Regions from separate parts of the Mus musculus genome. Here region 2 is linked to region 1. Evidence: chromatin loops called from intact Hi-C (ENCODE). Cell type or tissue: left cerebral cortex. All regions are shown on one strand. Links, peaks and the distances in the headings refer to the core of each region. The heading gives the core; the rest is flanking DNA.

What was found. Hi-C counts contacts between places; a loop is a spot of excess contacts. Peaks named below come from ENCODE experiments on the same cell type or tissue, not always from the same donor. Only the 100,000 strongest peaks of a DNase experiment are listed, where the experiment ranks them.
Region 2: a loop joins it to region 1, with 2.4 times the contacts of the local background. A loop is called at or near these places in 2 of 42 quality-filtered maps.

The regions. Positions count from the first base shown.
Region 1 is chr5:49,366,052-49,375,557 of GRCm38, reverse strand. The region is part of intron 1 of Kcnip4 (Kv channel interacting protein 4); the gene reads left to right. Among named protein-coding and RNA genes, the nearest start is that of Kcnip4, 150 kb to the left of the region's middle. In left cerebral cortex, for the core only: a CTCF peak has its summit at 4,692 (motif pointing left); a DNase peak (open chromatin) is centred at 4,674.
Region 2 is chr5:49,635,792-49,645,297 of GRCm38, reverse strand. No RefSeq gene overlaps it. Among named protein-coding and RNA genes, the nearest start is that of Gm40299, 37 kb to the right of the region's middle. In left cerebral cortex, for the core only: no CTCF peak of the experiment used is centred there; a DNase peak (open chromatin) is centred at 5,404.

The sequences.
Region 1 (9,506 bases), core at 3,320-5,819:
TACCAAATACTTTCTATTCTTTTAAAATTATGTTAGAGTCAAAAGTTCACCAGCTTACTAGAAGAGATTTGGCAACACAGCCTCCTCTTTCTACCAGCACTTGGGGTCAGGCTTCTTTTAATTCTTCAATTCACAAAACTAGTAGCAATGTCAAAGTTTATATAAAAAAAAATCAAAAGTACAATCTTTAATAAATACTTGGAGAAGTTCTTTGCTATACCTTCATATATAAGAGCAAACTGCTTGGCGTTATCCTTAGGTTCAATCCTTGCTCTGACATGGACTGGTACCCAGAGCCTGGGGAATTATTATCAGCTCTCTGGACACCATTTAGTCCACCTGTAAAAGAGGAACGGTATCAGTGATTTTATCATTAGATTGTACATACTGAGGAATCCCATTTGTCAAAAAGCACCTAGCACAGTGCTTAGAAAGAATACTGCAAATATCGCTTTTTAGTATTCTGAACGGTTATCTTTAAAGCATCAAATGAGCTACTCTTGCCTTATTTATGCCAAAAATACAATGGATGAAATTAGAGAGATACTTTTTTACAGGCAGGGCTGGTATATAAAATCAATTTTTCTTCTACCAAAATGTCAGTGTACACTCAACTAATTAAAAATCCTTGATAATACAATCAAATATGATTGGAATGGGATTTTTATCAGGTGTGGGGGAAAAAGTATTGACAGACCAAATTACTAGACGCAATATTGTTAGTAGTCTTTAACTTTATTTAAAAATAGGTCCCTCTCTTTTTTTCCAAGGGGTGTGAAAATTTAATTATCTAGAAATTGATTCTTGTCAGCCAGAACTCTACGTTTCTCATGAAAATTCTGCTGTTGCTTACTTTTTTTACCAAACACATTTATGAGTTTGCTCTCTGTTTGTTCTTCTTAATGGGAACATGTTCAAAGTGGTAGTAGTGTCAGCTGATGTATATGAGCTTTTTTTTGGTACAGGGAGAAAAAGGGATGGAATCATATAAAGAACAATATCTTTCTGGCTTTTTTTTTTCTCTCTATGAATTCTGGGTATTTGGTAATCAGTCCATTTAAACACTTTCTGGGGAAATTAAAAGCAGGAGCTGCCATCTTCTACAACCTAAAAGATTTCAGTAACTGTTGAGAGGGGGCTCCCCTTCACTTGCAAACTAAGTTGCTTCCAAAGTTCCCAAGACTCTTTTCTTGATCTCACTACTTGAATGATACTTTCAAAGAATAACGCTTTGAGTGTTAGTTCCAGTCTTAAGTATAATCAATAGCTATATCCAAATCTCGTAAGTACAGATAGATCTCATTCAGGGGTATGTATACAAGTTTGTACTTAATATTGAAGCATTGGAAGTTAACACAGGTATGTGGTGTATGCACATACATTTTACACATTAAAGTCCACTGTGCTAGTTAGGCGATTCCAGAGCCCAACATGGTACGGAAGGGTTGCAGCAAGAGGCAGGAAAGCATAGCTGCTGGTGAAGAGGCAAAGAGCTCACATCTTGAATCACAAGCAGGAAGAGAGAGACTATACTCTATTCATAATGGCTTGAAGCTTTGCAACCTCAAATCCTACCCCAGTGACATACTTCCTCCAGTACGACCTTGCCCAAATTGTGCCTCCAACTGACAAGTATTGAAGTGCCTGAAATTATGGGGACATCACATTCAAACCACTACTTGTACCATCTTAAAGAGAGCAGGAAATGGAAAGGAGAATTGCAGCTACATGATATATTTGATGCACTAGAGTAGGGGAATCTGTAAATACCCCTTCTATAATAAGCTCCACATGTACAATTCTTCATTACTCCTTGGTCCCTTTGGTGTCATACACAATGATATGAGGAAGGATGATAAAACCTTTCCACAGAGCTCATCATAAAAAATTAACAGCTGCTCTCCCAAATCCTTTCTTGTTAACTGTTGTTTCTTCAGAAACAACAGAAACTTTGGCCTCAGTGACTTTATGTTTTGTCATAATGTCATGGTCTGCGGTCCTTCCTCATAGGCTAAGACTGCAGGACTCCTATAAAGGTACTCCTTGAATGTCCAACATTTACAGTTTGCAATGGGATTACCTCTAGATAAGTCTATTCTAGGATGAAAATATTCAACTGAAAAATCCAGTTACTATCTCTAGTGTACTGGATATCATAGGTTAGTAATACAATGTATCACATGGTCTGAGTTGCCTCTCATCAGGACCTTGTACAGCTTGGGAATTGTGAGTTGCCACTGCTGCTGCCTGACACCACCACGGAGGTATACCACATATGACTAAATCAAGAAAAGTCACAAATGGAAAATTCAAAATATGGTTTCCAGCAAATGCTAATGCTTTTATAATAACATAAACTTGAAAAATTCCACGTACCTCTCAGGTCCTTGTAAGAAATTCATTCTAGGGATAGCAGAATGTCTCAGCATGTAATAGCACTTGGTACATAGGCATGAAGAACTGAGTTCAAACCATCAGAACCTATATAAAAATCCAGTTATGTTCACTATCACCCAGTGCTGTGGAGAAATGGCTGGCAGAGAAGTGCATGACAGAAGACAGCTGGAGCTTGCCCCCTGCCAGCCCATCTTCAGGGCCAGGTGTGGTGAAAGACCCTCTCCAAAGAAAGTAAAGCAGGCAGTGACAGAAAGGAGCAGGGCACCCAAACCCTTCCTCTCATTTCCTTGCACACATGGGTTTATATACCTACACAATACAGGTATACACACACACACACACACACACACACACACACACACACACACACACAAATAAAATATTTATTTTATCTACTGGATGTATTTTCATGATGCAATACACTTGATCAAAGAATGAACTGTCAAGTAGCTCATGAGTATATGGTGTATATTTGTGCATGGTACATTTAAGCAAACTCTAATATGCTCCAATTTATGTGAAGTTCTGACATTTCTGCCCCATGTAAGGTTGGGCTCAGGCCTGGAGAACAACCTGTATAGAGAGATTTTGATTGGCTAAATGGAATATAATATTTTTACACTGAGGATCAATTCAGGTAACATTTATTTTATTCCTTCCAATCTTTAGTTTTTGTGTTATAAATGTGTATCTCATTTTTTTCTCTGCTATTAAAAAGCTTCTCTTCATATAAAGAAGAATACCAAACGGATTCATGCCAGAATATTCCTTGAAGAAGAATAGACACTTTCTATGCTGAATTTATAAATTTCCATTTATATTTGGTGTAGATATTTTTTCCCAGAAACCCACTTTATGCTCATTAATTTTAAAGGTGCAGCAATCATGGGGGTTACCCTTCCCTCTGTCCAGTCTCACTGGCATTTGTTGATCAGTAGGAAAGATTTCTGCTTCAACACAGCAGACAGTGGCCTTCCTTCCTTCATCTTTTAAGTCCACACCTAAGGACTCTCAAAACCTCTCTCATATTTCAGCATTCGGAAGGATGTCTTTTAACAGCTCTCTAGGTTTGATATGTTTGAAGCACTTCAGGTGTAGAATGCCAGACACTGGGAATTAAAGAGTGAGGAAGAGAGAGAAGGCTCATGTGGTCCTGGATCTCCTGGCTAATGAGCAAAACAACATAAGGGAAGTGTAAAAGAAAATTCCAGGGTCAGAAAGCAATAAGCACCTTTGGAAAGCAGGAAGGGTTGCAGGATAATGGGTGCCTGGGGGTATTTGTTATCATTATGGACTTTATATTGCTTAGGGCAGTAAAGGCAAGTTACAACCTGCAACCTAGCTGAAGTAGTAGTAAACGTCCTTCAATCAGGCTGAGCAGGGCTTGGGTGTCTCATTCTCTAGAGGTTGTGGCCACAAGATGTCCATCCTTTTGCCAAAACAAAACAACTAACCAAACAACAACAACAACACAACAAACCTTATTCTGGTCTTGCTTTCTGAAATAAGCCCAGTTGTTAAAGGAAATGTGTATACCTTCCCATATTTTGGGCCATCTTTGCTCTTCTTCTACCACATCCATCTGTTCAATTCACCAGTAAACCACACACCATGCCTCAAATATTTGTCTCTCCCAGGTGCTTATATTGAAGGTCTAATTCCCAATATGAGGTTATATGGAGATTGGGGTCATTTGGGGAGGGGAGCTTAAGTTGAAGGTAGAGACAAATTATCACTATAATTGTTTACTTATAAAGGAGACCTCAAAGAGCGCCCCCCAGCCCCCTCTCGTTCTGCTGCTTGGAGGCACATCAGGAATCAACAGTCTGTAGTCCATAAAAGGGCTCTCACTAGAATCTAACACATCAGTTTCCTGATTTCAAAGGCCAGGCTTATTAAGACCCCATGGTCTAGGGAGTTCTCCTACAACAGCTGAAAGTAAGATGCCAAGAAACACAGCCACCTTCATGAGATACTTGAGGCACACACAAGCAAATGAAGAGCCAGCATGGTTCCAGCTGAGTGATTGCCAGAGGTCACCGTCTAAGTTGTAAGTTACCAAGACTGTGTTCTCTCTGAATGACATTTAGGTTTCTACTGTGACGAACAGGTGACTAGCATTTCTGTTTCGATGGTATTCTGAGACATAATGTTCCCATTTTTTTAAATACACAATTAGAATTCTTTTGACGATTATCTTCAAGAATGAAACAGGCTGTGCTGAAATATTGATGACTGTGCTTTGGTGATGAACTTGTACAATTTTTTAAGTTTGAGGATTATGCCCTCTTGTGGCCACTGAAGGTACTCTTTTCTTAGTATGTTTTGTATACACAAATGAAACTGTACTAACAAACAAAACTAAACAGACTCAGCAAGCATTGTCTATGTATTTATGCATATAAGCAAACAACAATAAAGAAAAAGAGGTTTTAAATTTGAGATGGTGTAGGGCTAAGGGGCATGGCAGGGGTTGAAGGGAGGAAAAGGGAAACACTATCATTATGTTTTAATTTAAACAAAATAAAATGAGAAACAAATGTACTTAAGAAAAACAATAATAAAAACTCTTGTCTTGGGTGTTCTTATTTTACTTTCATGTTAAGCAGAGGACAATAAATGATTACTATGTGAGTATTTGGTAAAATAAATTCCACTGCTAAATTATATCAAATTTCTTTATTTTCTACTATATTTAAAACTTGAGGGTGTTCCATAGGATGCCACAAAACTGGATAAATTATGGGAGAGTAGAGTATCTTTTAGTGGGTGCTTATAGGTATTTCTGGCATTGGTTAAATGTGTTTCTAATCTTTAAGTGCCTTGCAGATGCTTAAAGCTTTCTCGGAACTTCTCCTCGGGGATGCTCATGACACCCAATTCTAATACTTTCTCAGACCTTGCTGGATGCTCGATGCCATACCCAGGTGTCATTTCCCCTGAGGGAGCAGGGTGTCTGAATGCCCTACTGGCTATTTTCATTTTTTTCTGGCCTTTCATCCTCTCTTCCTATGGCTTAAATTTAGCCAAGGCCTAGGCTGTTTGAGGCTTCTTCCAAGTCTCCTTTCATTTGCACTTCCACGTAATGCCTTTGCCTGAAGCCTTTCTGGGAAATGACACACTGAGGTGGCTTTTGTGGCAGTTTCAAAACCACAGTAACATTTCTGCAATTTCCGATGACTACTGAGACCATCACTGTGAAGAGACCAACCAAATCTCATTTCAGGGCTCTCCTTCAAATCAATTTCTTTAAAGTCCAATATAAACAGAACCCAGGGTTCATTTTCACAAGTAGTTGTTGAGCCAGCAGCAATTGCCTTAGAAGTCATATTTAATTAGGAGGAATAGCAGGAAGTTTCCATAGAATCTTCACCCTTGGGTTTGTTTAAACCAGTGGTTCCCAGCCTCCCTAATACTATGACCCTTTAATACATTACTTCACAATGTGGTGACCCCCAACCATAAAATTTTTGTTGCTGCTTCGTAACTGTAATTTTGCTAGTTATGAATTGTAATGTAAACATGTGTTTTCTGATGGTCTTATGTGTCCCCAGAAAAAGGGTCATTTGGCTCCTCATCCAAAGGAGTCACAACCCACATGTTGGGAATCTCTGGTTTAAGCAGTTATCACGCCTTAGTTTTAGAATAAAACACTCTACATAAAGAGAAAAGAAACCTAGCTGATGCTGCTTTTAGGAAAATTAATGTAGAACTTTTTTTGCAATATCAATAAAAAATTTAAAAGGTTATGAACTAAACGTGAAAGATAATCAAACCCTTAACAACAATGTAATCTTAAACGTACAGCCATGTGTGGCTCACTTGATTTGTTGAGCCACGATAAGGAATCTTAGGATTTAGAGTTGTTGACATGGAGACCAGTTTGCCAACCAGCTTCAAAAATCTGTGTGTTCCTTCTGCCATCTAGTGTTCACGTTTCAGAAGACAAGCACAAAACTCAAAAAGTTTGCATTGTTGATAGGCATGGTTCTTCCGCAACTTCCTGTAGCCAGTGGTTGTCCAGGACAAATTCATTGTCCATATAATTGGCCTAATTTTAAGCCAGTATTGGAAACGGGACGTATCCTCAAAGGTAAAGAGCAGCATATGTACAATGCCAGATGGGATTGTTGAGTTTTCTGTTGGGATACACTGGATCCAAACTTACGGTTTGTTTACTCGCTGAAACCCTCCTCCATTGAACCTGACACAGCCAGTCATGTCTGGTTGTTTTCAATCTCTTGGATCTATTTTATATATCAAAGCAGACGTGGCCTCCAGGTTCTCCCAGCATCCCTCGGTTCCCGACCTGGCATACCCTACCTCCAAACTTGAACTTTCCAGCCCAGGGACTGGGCTGCCCTTCTCCAGCAGAAGTAACACAGATATTTGCTTGGTTTCCTCTCCCCCTTCCTCCTCCTCCACCTTCTCATATTTTCTTCTCTAGGTGTGCCCCCTGTTCCACCTCCCTATGGCGAGTGCCCTGGTTTCAATCCTTGGGGCCAGTGACCCCACTCAAGAGCAGCTTCCAAATAAATTTGTCTTTAATATGATGTAATCTGGCTTGAATTGGCTCATCTCACTGTGACAGAGAAATAACCTATCAATTTCTACTCGGGACAAGCACACTAGTGACTCTTCACTGAGGGTAGAAGGGAACCTCTAAACTGTAGCCCTGTGAGTCTGTGTTGTAATATTTAGTAGCCAGTGACTGGAAGCAAGAAAACATTCCATGTCCTAGCCTTGAGTAGACTGTACAGTAACAGATTTGAGTAGATCCACTTTAGTTAGTCGTTGAGAATATACAAGGGGCTCATATAGGTCATCCTGGGCCTAATTAGTGGTGACCTGTGTGTGCTTGACACTCTCGCCTGTGCTCACACTTGTTTAGAGACCAGAGAACAATCATGCATGAGTCTCTTCAGGCATAGTTCAACACATTTTTCCAGGCAGGGTTTCTCACTGGCCTATAACTCACTGGGTAGGCTAGGCTTACCACCAACCCTCAGGATCTCTTAACCTACCAAATGGCTTAGCTTAAAGCTTCCATCCCTATACCCAGATTATCTCCTACATTGTAAATGTCCTCTTTGGGTCACTCGCAGTTGGGTAAATATCTCTTAGTTGTGGCAAAATTGACAAGAATTAGTGATAATTTCTGACAATCACATTTAATTTTCCTCTGAGAAATCTGTAAAGGGGGCCACCATCACATCTGTGATTTGTTTTTTTCTTCTTGGTCATCTACTGGGCCACTGAAACAGAGGCTACTGATCTGAAAGAGCTGCCCAATGAGAGAGGGGATCCTTCCAGTCTTCTGGAGAGGTTATTTGCTCTGAGATTAATATAAATATCGATATGTTATTGGGATGGTAGAAGTTTGTAGTCCTGCCCATGGACTGTGAATGGCAGCATCGTGGCTTCCTACAGTTTGCTCAACAGCTGCAATGTTACTCCTTGGAGACATCTCGTCACTACTCATTCTGTCTTTGTCACTTGAAAAGACATATCTTTTGGAGTTCCTGAGGCTTGTTAGGTTTGCCCATGCTTCATTACAGGCTCTGAGGGAGATGCTGATTGTAAACCCTGGAAGTCCTGCCTAAGATCACTCTCATTGCTTTCGAAGTGAGTGAGTCTCAACATCAGACCCTGTGAGGATACAATATCCAAGTGGCTTCCATTCACCACTCATGCATCACCACTCAAGCCTCACCAAAGCCTAGCATCTTGGCATCTAATTGGTTGTGGTCTACTAGTTTTGTGGCAGAGATATGGTTTCTCTTCCAAGCCTTAGCAACAGTGTAGGTGGGAGCTAGAGGTCAGGTTTGCAGTTGCATCTTAGGCTCAAAGTTCATATTCCTGTGCTACCATTCTTCAGATACTGGAAGCTGCAGCCCTTCATGTATCAGTCCAAGAAGATGATAAAAAAAATCTAGATGTGAAAGTCACTATGCTCTTAGAACAGAATATGGCCCTAGCAGTCATTTGAGAAATGTTCTTAGTAGTCTCTGCATCACTGCATCATCACCAGTATTGCGATGATGACCAAATAGCACCAGTAATGCTATTTATTCAACAGAGGCTCCCTTCCTTTTTCAGAAGGGTATAGCCATGAGTGCTTTAACCCACACTTGATGCCCAGCAAATAATTGCTCACTCATCCCATGCTCTACCCCAGAAGAAGCTCTGAGCTCTCTCTTCCCCAAGACAGTGACACTGAGGAGAGGAGACAGTGCAGCATGGGTTGGCAGAGCTTCAGAGAATGTACTGCACCATAAACCTTTTTGAAATATTAAGAATGATACTACAGGAGCTAGAACGCCTATCATACCAGAACAGAGTTCCTGCCGCAGAAACATTGCTTATGTGTGTGTCTGGTGGTTACACATTCAAATGTGCTCATGTCTGCCAAGCTCACAGCATAGAGAGGGATTTTCTTATTTGATGGAAAAAGCATCCCTGCCTAATAGTGATTCTGATTTCTGTTTCATTTTTGAGGCAAGGAGCTCAATAAGTCTTGGTAACTCATCCAAATTAACATAGTAATAACACTGAAGTCAAACTTTCTCTATTTAGTTTTCTTTTGTTTGTGTGTTTTAGAGACGGCCTTGCGTCATAGCACAGGCTGGCCCAGAATTTGCTATGGAACTCAGTCTGGCCTCGGACTTAAATGATTTTCTTGCCTTTGTCATTAGAGTTGAGATTGTATGCGTGTGCTGCCACTCCTAGAGTTTTGTTTTATAAATTCTTCTGCATCTACAAGGTACATGAAAAAACAAATGACCTTGCTCATAAAGCACACTGGTGCGATGAGGAATGTAGCAGCAGGCATAGACAAAGCTTACTGAGAACAATGATATAGTAAACCTTGCACTCTAATGCTTACACAGAGAGAAACTAATATGTCTATAAAATCTGGATAGATTTTTACAGGTGAGGAATCCAAAATATAGAAACCTCACTGATGTGAACATAGTATATCAGAGTGTCTAACCCAGGTATGCTCAACATCATTGATGGCTAAGTCACAAACCTGAGTTCTAGGTTGCCAGTTACATTCTAGGTCAGCAATCAACTCACTCAGGTAACAAAGCCAGGTTTTGATGTTG
Region 2 (9,506 bases), core at 3,858-6,357, 270 kb before region 1:
TCTCCAATGACTAGATTATGGGTGTTTACTACCCTGTCAACTATGGAATGTATAGAGTCACCTTGTTCTTTGTGTCGTGCTTCTCAGTGATAGTCTGTTTAGAGCTTGGATTTGACTTCTGTGTGTGGTACTCTTATAATTCTTCTACTTCAAATTATTCATGTGTCTCTTAGAGTGACAAGAGAAGCAATGGAGTCAGGCAGGGTAAGGACAAAGTTGATACACAGATTGAAGCAGGAGAGAGTCTGTCCCTAAGAGAATGGATCTCTTGAGAAACTACTCTTTCCAATCCCTGGAATTATAATGTTAATTTGCATTTGGAAGATTCTTGACATTGCAAGACCACAGGTACCGCAACCTGCTAAGCAGAAAGAAAGAGCCATTCTTAGTCACTTGTAACTGAAAGCTTTTAGCAATCCAGTAAATTAAGTTTCACTTTCTTCCAGACACAAGATGAGTATGTAGAACTGGCTAGTGTCCTGGCTGTCTGTGGTGTTGAATGCTCTATTTCACTCCGAATGATGATGAAAGTTTAAAAGTCTGGAAAACAACCAAGTTTACTCCTAGTGCTAAACTCTATGCCCCAAACCATCTTTCTAGTTTGCAGAATTCATGACATGCTTATACCTTAGCTTGAGAAAACATTCTCACAAGTATTTTCTTTACAAGAGTGCATTGTTTAATGTTTTTATGAAACCTTATAATGTAAGTGAGTTCTTCACCAGATATTGTAGATAACTGTGAGATGTCCTACAGTACTGAGGTTCTCTGATAAATACACCAAATGCATTTCTACTTTGGGGACACAATGTACTGATTGCAAGTTAATCTCTCCTCTATAATCAATCATTATTCTTCTCATAACAATTATAATGGACAATAAGAGAGCGAGTTATTCTTTTATCTTTCTTGATTGTTTCTTTTTATTTTGTGTGCATAGAATTTTCTAGCTAATTTTTCTGTATTCATGGAATGTTAGATAAACTGAAAGCTATATAAATTACAAGTCAATAAAATCCGAATTAAATATAAGAGACTGTCAGTAGGATAAGGAGAATAACAATGCTGAGCCATTCTAAGACTCTTGTTATTTACCTAGTGACTTCTTTCTTGAAATGTGAATTTGCAATATACATATATTGCTGTGTGCTGCATGTGCATACCTGTTCTTTTGTGTGAGTTTGGTACAGGCATGGGCATATGTACATATGTGTAGATAGATGTGTATGCTCTACTGTTGTAGGATATAGTGGAAGGGACATAGTTATCTGTTGAATAAGCTTTGAGTAAATATTAACTATTGTCTGCTTAGAACTGTCAGATTTCTAGTTTGTCTTTAACCCCATTTTCTCTTAGCTGAGTATGAATAAAATAATTTATTTTATAACCCCTAGAACAATTTCATATAGATACATATAAAATAGTAAATTTATATACATAGTAAAATGTTGGCATATATTTTTCACAACCTACTTTAGCAAGGGTTCAACCTCCCCTTTAGCTCCCCAACCACCAGAAGTAGTGGAAAGGAAAGGTTACTAAGACACAGGGGAAGTGGACCTGTTTAAAAATAGTTATTTGGGGTAATCCTAGTCTTTGTTGTTCTCAGTCTAGTCCACTAACACCAAAAGTGAATCAGCAGCTGCACACCAGTCCATTAGGCAGACAACACACATGAACCAGCAAGGACAGTGCAATCCAGAAGGAACCTCAAGGCTTGCCAACTGCCCAAGTCTGCAAAAGTGGCAAGAGGCCGTAGGAACCACATAAGAAGTTCTTTGTCGAGTTTCTCTCTATGAAGTCACCACAGGCGAAACTCAGCAATGCAGAGCAAGGCAAACCAATACTCAAGCTCTCACTGTCTATGGGGTCATATTTATAGTCTTTCCAAACATCGTGCGTCCTTTCATTTGTTTGCTATAGCAAAACATCCTTTCTCCTGTGTGCCTCAGCAAAATATCATTTAACATAACTGACTTTCCAAAGAAACCAAAAGTTTTCATTTCAGTTCAGACTTCATTTTGTTCCATTGTCAAACTCTGATACAAAATATATTGAGTTTAAACAAACAAACAACCCTTTTAGTATAAGTAAAAGTCATTAACAGTTCTTTTGTTAATTATTTCTACCAGTAATCTTCTCTGCACTTGTTAGTCCAAAAAATTCATGGCCTATATAGCACATCTCTTCTTATAAGCAATAGTGATCATCTTTAGCCCTGAGCTTAGATGCAGCTTCTGAATATTTCTACACATAGTGCTAGCCCCTCCTATCAATCTGCCTGGATTATAAAATGAAGCTCAAATCTCTGATTGAACATTAGCATGATGTTTTTTTTTAAAAATCATACATATACATACACATACACATACACATACACATACACATACACATACACATACACATACACATACACATATACATATACATATACATTTACACAGCAATGGAAGCAGGTAGATCAAGAACAAAGCAGGCACTGTTCCTCTAATATGTCAGTGGGTAGTAATGAAATGCACTTGTGGAAATTTACTCAGGATCAGAATTGTCTGTTAGCAGAAGGATCACAGTGCAGGTCTGATGAGCATTACTCATGACTGCAGCCAACATCCATGGTCACAATGCCAAAAAAATAAGCTTACTCAGCCCAACCACAAGTGCCAAACCCATCAGCTATTGTCAGCAGCACTAGGCCTGAACAGCAATCTGTAGTCTTCGTGTTTCCCTAGCAGTGAGGATGTCTTTTCTGTTCTCTAATCCTGAAATGCATGGTTCATTCTATTGTTCGATCTAGTAAACATGTGCTAAGCACATGTTGTATGTCAATATACTAGTTATTCTTGCTAGATACAGGAGGAGTCCCCAAACCTCCTGGGAGCTTAAAAGGAAGTAATGGCAAACAAATACCAGCATATCAGTATCTCTATGCCTGCCATCCATTCGTTCATTCATTGGTGCATTTCCTTTCAACATTCATTAATTTATCTAGGTGGTCTTATTTATAAATTTATTGGACTTAAAATTCTAAATCTTATATGTTAGCATCAAGTAATATGGGAAAGCTGAAAACACACCATCTACCTTAACATATCCCCTTTAAAGTATCATTTCCTATATAAGCAGCATGTAGGTTTAAATATATCTTTCCTCATATAAATTAAATATATATATATATATATACATATGCTATACACATGTCATATATATATATATATATATATATATATATATATATATATATATATTATATGTGTCTATGTCACAATGAAAGCAGAAGCAGCAGGGCATTATTTATAAATGGGAAGAAGCAGACCAGAAAGAAGTGAGGTAGGACCAGGAAAGCAAATGAAAGAAGGCTAAGGGAAGAAGAGAAAAGTTTAATGAATATATATATGACAATGCCATGATGAAACCCATTATTTTAGCAACTAAAAATATTAATAAAGTAGACTCCAAAAAATAGTCATTCCTGAAGGCTAAACTGATTCTAGGATTTGCAGTGTGCCTCTGCACCTCTGTAGCTCATTCTGTTGGAATAATCTTCAAATTTATTCGGCAAGCCTATTAGTTCCGGAGAGTGAGCTAAGCACTGAGGAGACAGAGGGAAACAAAATCTATGACCGCCTGAGCAGCTCATGGGCCACGGAGGTAAGAGTCATGTAAATAAGTAGTTGGCACAATTGGGCAGCACTGGGATGTCAAGGCATTTGCGTTGCTAGGGGACGGATGAGCAGATACACACTAGATGAAAAGGCAGAATGAAGATGTCCTAGGAACAAGATATCAGGAGGCAAAATCAAGTTGGCAAGTTCAGCAGGGAAGTGAGGAGAGCCTTCCATGATCGCGGAATGTGTTTGAAGGCGAGATGAAAGGAGGGGGCAAAGCGGGAGTGGCACTGTAGCTCAAATAGAGAGGCCGAAGTTCGTGTTCACACTTAGTCAAGTGCATTAGGCAATGTTTTAGCACTGTGGAAAAAGCCCTTGAGAACATTAACTTCAAAGGAAAAAATCTTTGCTCTGATTCACAGCTTTTGAGGTTTTAGCTGAGGACCCCTTTTTCCCAGTGATGCTGGCTTGTAACAACATAGTACTTTATGGCACGAGAGAGAGAGAGAGAGAGAGAGAGAGAGAGAGAGAGAGAGAGAGAGAGAGAGAGAGAGAGAGAGAGAGAGAGATAGGGACGCTGTGCGCCTCATAGCGGCCAGGAAACAACAGAGCAAACAAGCGATGGCTGGGGTCTAGGCTTTCAAGGACATGCTCCCAGTGACTTAACTTCCTCCCATTTGTCCCTACCTATTAAAGCTTTTACCCCTTTAATAGCAACATTGTCCAGAGACCAAGCCTTCAACATAGGGCCTTTGAGGAACTTTCAAGTCTAAATCACAACACTGAGGATCCCGCTCAGACACTCAAGGACAGGGATGCCATAGTGACCAGCACTGGAGTGTTTCAGCCATCTGTGCCAAGGCTCCCCACAGAGGCTCCTGTTCCTGCTATGATCCCTATTTTTGTAGTTTGAGACTTTAATAAGATTAAATAGCTTAGGTTTTACTATATGTGAAAGTTGCCTCCGGAGCCAGAATACAAGGTTTTACACAGAAACTCTGATCCTGTGGAATTTAATAGGGAAAAAAGACCAGAAATGAGATGTTTTAAGAGGGACTTGTAATATTTCAGGCAGAGGACAAAGAGCGATGCCCCAGAGTAGTTAGTGTCTGCGAGGAGACTGAAACTATTGTGCAGTGTGTTTCGTGGGCTTTTTATTTCACCTTAGAAAGAACCGAAGGATCTCATGCTCCTTACTTCAAATTTACTGTATTTAAAGAAGTACAAATTATATTACACCCGGCCAATCTGACCACCGACTTGGCTCTCTTCAAATAGAGCATTCAAGAATAAAAATTCTTTAAACACAAGTAAAATCTAAGCAAACACATTGAAATAAGTGAATGCTACCTTTCAAATCGTCCTGAGTTACTGCCCTGTTGAGATGGATGGTCGAGTGGGAGCTTCGGCAATCTTTTTTTTTTCCTTTTCTTCCATTCAGCGGCCACTTTTAAAGAATCTACTTTATACTGGGCTCCAGGCAATAGCAATATAAATGATGGGCGTGCAGTCATTTGACTACAGTTTGGCAAAGGACAAAAGGAGACTCTTTTGTGTAAGGATATGAGCCCTGAGGGTTACTATGAAAATCGCAGTTAATAACCGTTCATTTTAGAGTAGCTAGGTGTGATTTTGAAGATGTTTGCCATGTCATTCTAGTACCTTTTTCCTACTTCCTATTCTCAGCAATGTTAGTACTAGAAAGAAGGCGCTCATGATGTGTTTTGCACATCTATCAAAGAACAGATTGTAGCAAGAGACTGCCTCAGTGACAATAGCTTTGATTAACACCTATCAAAATAGAACCATCATGGGCTCACTTAAGCGCTTGTCAAAGCACCCAATCTGCTCCTGAGTTGGAAGCCAGATGCCTCTATCCCCACACTTCACACTTGCTGAGAGGGCAGCTGCCATTCCTACCCTCAGCCATGAGTGTCCTCATCTAAGGATCAGGCCTATTCCAGTTTGAGGATCCAGGGTACAGATATCTACGACAGGTGATTCTGACAAGCTTTCCTTATCTACGGTGAAAATCTGAACCAGTGACAATGACTATTCTACAGCATCCCGTGACAGCTGTCCCGCAGCCTCTGCTTTTGGCCTTGGACTCATTACCAAGATTCACGTTCACAAACACTGTCATTGAAACTACGTTCAGGTGCCTGGCTCAATGCTTCTGTTTCATGTCAGGTTTGACTCTCAGAAGGCAAACAGCAAGTTCACGGTGAGAATGACAACCCTCTCATCTCTGAATCTGCTTGTGATTTTCCTCAATTAAACCACGGGATTTGGGGCAATTTCCTGTGACATCATCACCGGGGCCCCTCATTATCTGGAAACTTTCCTTCTTGATTCATTCCAGTTCATCAATATCGCTCATTACAGTGTGATACTAAGGTTTTAATTGAATGCTCTAACCATGCTGAAGGAGGTTTGACCAGTAAAATTATGTAGTAGTATTATTTGCCTTTTTTTTTGTAATTGGTAATATATAATGTACACTACCTTTTGTTTTCATCTGACAGCTATACTATAATTTATAATAAAGAAAATAAGTCTGAGAACTTTGCCTTTTGTTTACTTTAAGAATGCTCTTTCCTTGGGTATGCACCAGGCTCTGTCCATACTTTAGTCTGTCATGATGTCAGCTTTTCTAACACTTCCACTGAAATCACATCCTTTCTTCTTCCTCCTATCACATTCCTTTAGTATTTCTCTTGTAACTCTCACCATCTGAAGATTAGTTTTTTTAAAGGTATAAAACAAAAATACCCTCTCTCCAAGGCAAAGGATTGTTCTGCTCTCTGTTGCATCTCTCCGTCACATGGAACATAGAAGGCAGAGGTAGAACTGAGTCATGACTGGCCACGTGATGGGTTGCAGGCTCTATAAGCAGTTCCTGGGACAAGCTGCTAGCTAAGATTTTTGCCTCTTGTCCCTAGACAATTAGTTGATCTGTATACCTCTCAAAGTAATGATCGAGTACAACAGAAATGAGAAAATAAATTCTGCAAAAATAAACAGCCAACCAAAACAAGCTGATATCTCGTTAAGTTCTTGCTGTGTCCATAATTATTTCCTTGGCACTGAAACTAGTTTCATTAAATGACATGAAATATAGAGTACAGCTAAGTGGTATTATAAATACATACATTTAAATTATAACAGTGTGGCATTTTCAGTTGTTAGAAAGAGGATATTTTTACTCTGCTGGGAAGAGTGTGAACTAACATGCTTCTGGAAGTTGAATTAATTATTATTTACCAAGCAAAGGAAAGCAATCACAAGTAACCATCTCTTGGTCTGATGTAGTCACAGCTTTTGACCTTTATGCCCCAGGACAGATCAAGGACAAGCTCCCTTCCTCTACTTCTCTGTTATCCTGTGCTTCCCGTGCCATTGAACTTCTGTTGTGTGAAACTTGAGTCTGTAACAGACACAGAAGCCACCTCTCTCTATATATGTGGCAAGTACATATTGTAGTATTTACATGAATAGTTAAAACATTTGGAACAGCATGTGCTGAACACAAAAGAACGTGCACCACATCTTTCTAAGGGTTTCTTCGTTCTTTATTTTAATAGAGATCAATGGAGAGGATATGAACTTGGTAGAACCAAAGGAATGAAGAAGGATGAAAACTGTAAGATAAATTTAAATGCAAAGGAAAGCTGGTAGCTACAAAAGGTTCAACCAAAAGAATGTACTCAGCCTAAGCCACTCTTCCCCCACCCTCCTCGGTTGGTTTTTCCCAACTGCTGCCTGCAACTGCTGTGGACTAGGGTAAGGTGAATTTTGATCTGCACCTTCATATTAGATTATGCTCAAGTTAGTGATAGTGATAGTGATTTTGATAAGAATCAATAACACAGACTTTTAAGTATAAAATTCTGCTAATGAAGGTCAAAGAGTTTATACATTTTTCTTAAGGCTTTAAATATTTTTTTAAGTTGATTTTTTGGGAATCTCACATCATGCACCCCACTCATACTCACCTCCCAATTTTTTCATGTCTGCCCCCTCTCCCACCCTCATCCCCTATTCCCAAAAAGAAAAAAAAAAAAGCAGGTACATTTTATGTTGTTTGTATATTCACTGGAGCATGGTCAAATTTCTAGTGTCCAGCATCTCACCCATCCCCCATCCCCTGCAACCAAGAGAGGATAGACTTCTTCTACCTGTACCCATACCAGAAGACATCAACTGAGGAGAGCCATTCGTTCTTTAACAGCTATGACACCATAGCCACTTCTTTCAGTCCTACCCTTTGAAGAAACAGAACAAACACCAGCTGAGTAGATTCACCTGATTTGTTATCTCCCATCTTCTCTGCAGGTTTGCATAAAACCTGCTTCATAATACTTGATTAGTTGTCTATAGGTATCCATGGGCTTATAGGGGCTGAAAACTCCAAGAAGGCTACCTAGGAATGGTTTAGTTTTATACCGTCTAGTTTCTTATCTCTCACTGGGCCAGCATAAGACTGTTGTCAAGGAAACGCCTGGGACACATGAGATGTCCAGAAGCACAGTGACAATCTATAACAACTTCACGTGCATCATCTGTTGCTGTCTTAAGGTCTAAGCAAGTCAAACTGATCTGCTTATAGACACTTTACAAAACTCAGGGATCTAGAAAGATGTGAAAATTGGATACCCTTGAGTTCTCCCAGTTATTTTCTTTATAGGAAAGTGTCTCTCACAAAGTCTCAGGTACCTTGGAAATCCTACTGGTTATTAGGGTCTCTGACTTGATTAGGAATGTGAACCTTGACGGCTTGAGCACACATAAACCTGAAAGCAGAGTGATTGTTTGAAGTGCCATGGAGATTTATGACTCCATGAGAAGATACCTGGAAATGAGATTTTCTTACTGCGGGAGATGGACAAGATTGATGTACAGCATTATACTAGGAGCTCATTATGGCCCAAGGTCAATGCTTCATTATAAGTTTGTGCAAATACTAGAGGTTTTTAATGCTCTTATTTGCTATTAAATGCTAGTTTCCTATGTGATATGGATGAAATTTATATTTTTATTTCACTATATTGGAAGATAAAAAAATCAAGACATAGCAGCTTTAAAATGCCATCAAATGTATTCTTTCACTTTGTTTAAATTGTTATGTGTATCTCTCAACAGTGGGCAACAGCTGCTAAAAATATATCTTGTATAAATAAATGTAGGGTTCTATGGAGCATGAAAGGAAACAAAACAGAGATATATAAATAAAGTGTCTGAAAAGCAATATGTTTGGGAAATCCAGAGGATAGATGTTAGCAAAATAGATGTTTAAATTTTCCACTAGTCCAAAAACAAACTAGTAATATACTTGGTGGGTGTGTGCATGTGTGTGCATGTGTATGTGTATATGTGTGTATGTGTATGAGTGTGTAATAAAAATGTCCTTGAGATTTTGTTATTGGAACATTGTTGATAGGAAAGACAATGAGTGACTAATTCACCAGGTCCTCTGGGACACAAAGAACTGCATTAATCTAGCCTTTCATCTTACATTTGTTGTCATGGTTATTCATACAGGAAATAAAGAGTTCTTTCTTTCCATGTGAACAAGATGATGATAACTAAAATATGTTTCTGGTTTTAAAAGTATTAATGTATGTGTCTCTTTGAGTGTTTGCCACAGAAATCAAGACCGTAATGCCCACCAAAGCCAGGACCAAACCTTCAATTATACACAGTGCATGTGGAGTGGATGGTTTATTTGCTTTAAGATAGCTTCCAAAGTCAGAACTTTCCTGACAGCATTTTTGCATATTGTTTTGACTGATAGTCCATCACTCCCTCAGAGTCTCCTTGCCCCCTGCCCTGTTCTGCCCTGCTGGGTCTTTTCTAGCCTCTACTGATCATTCACTTGAACATCCCTGTTCTATTGTTTTT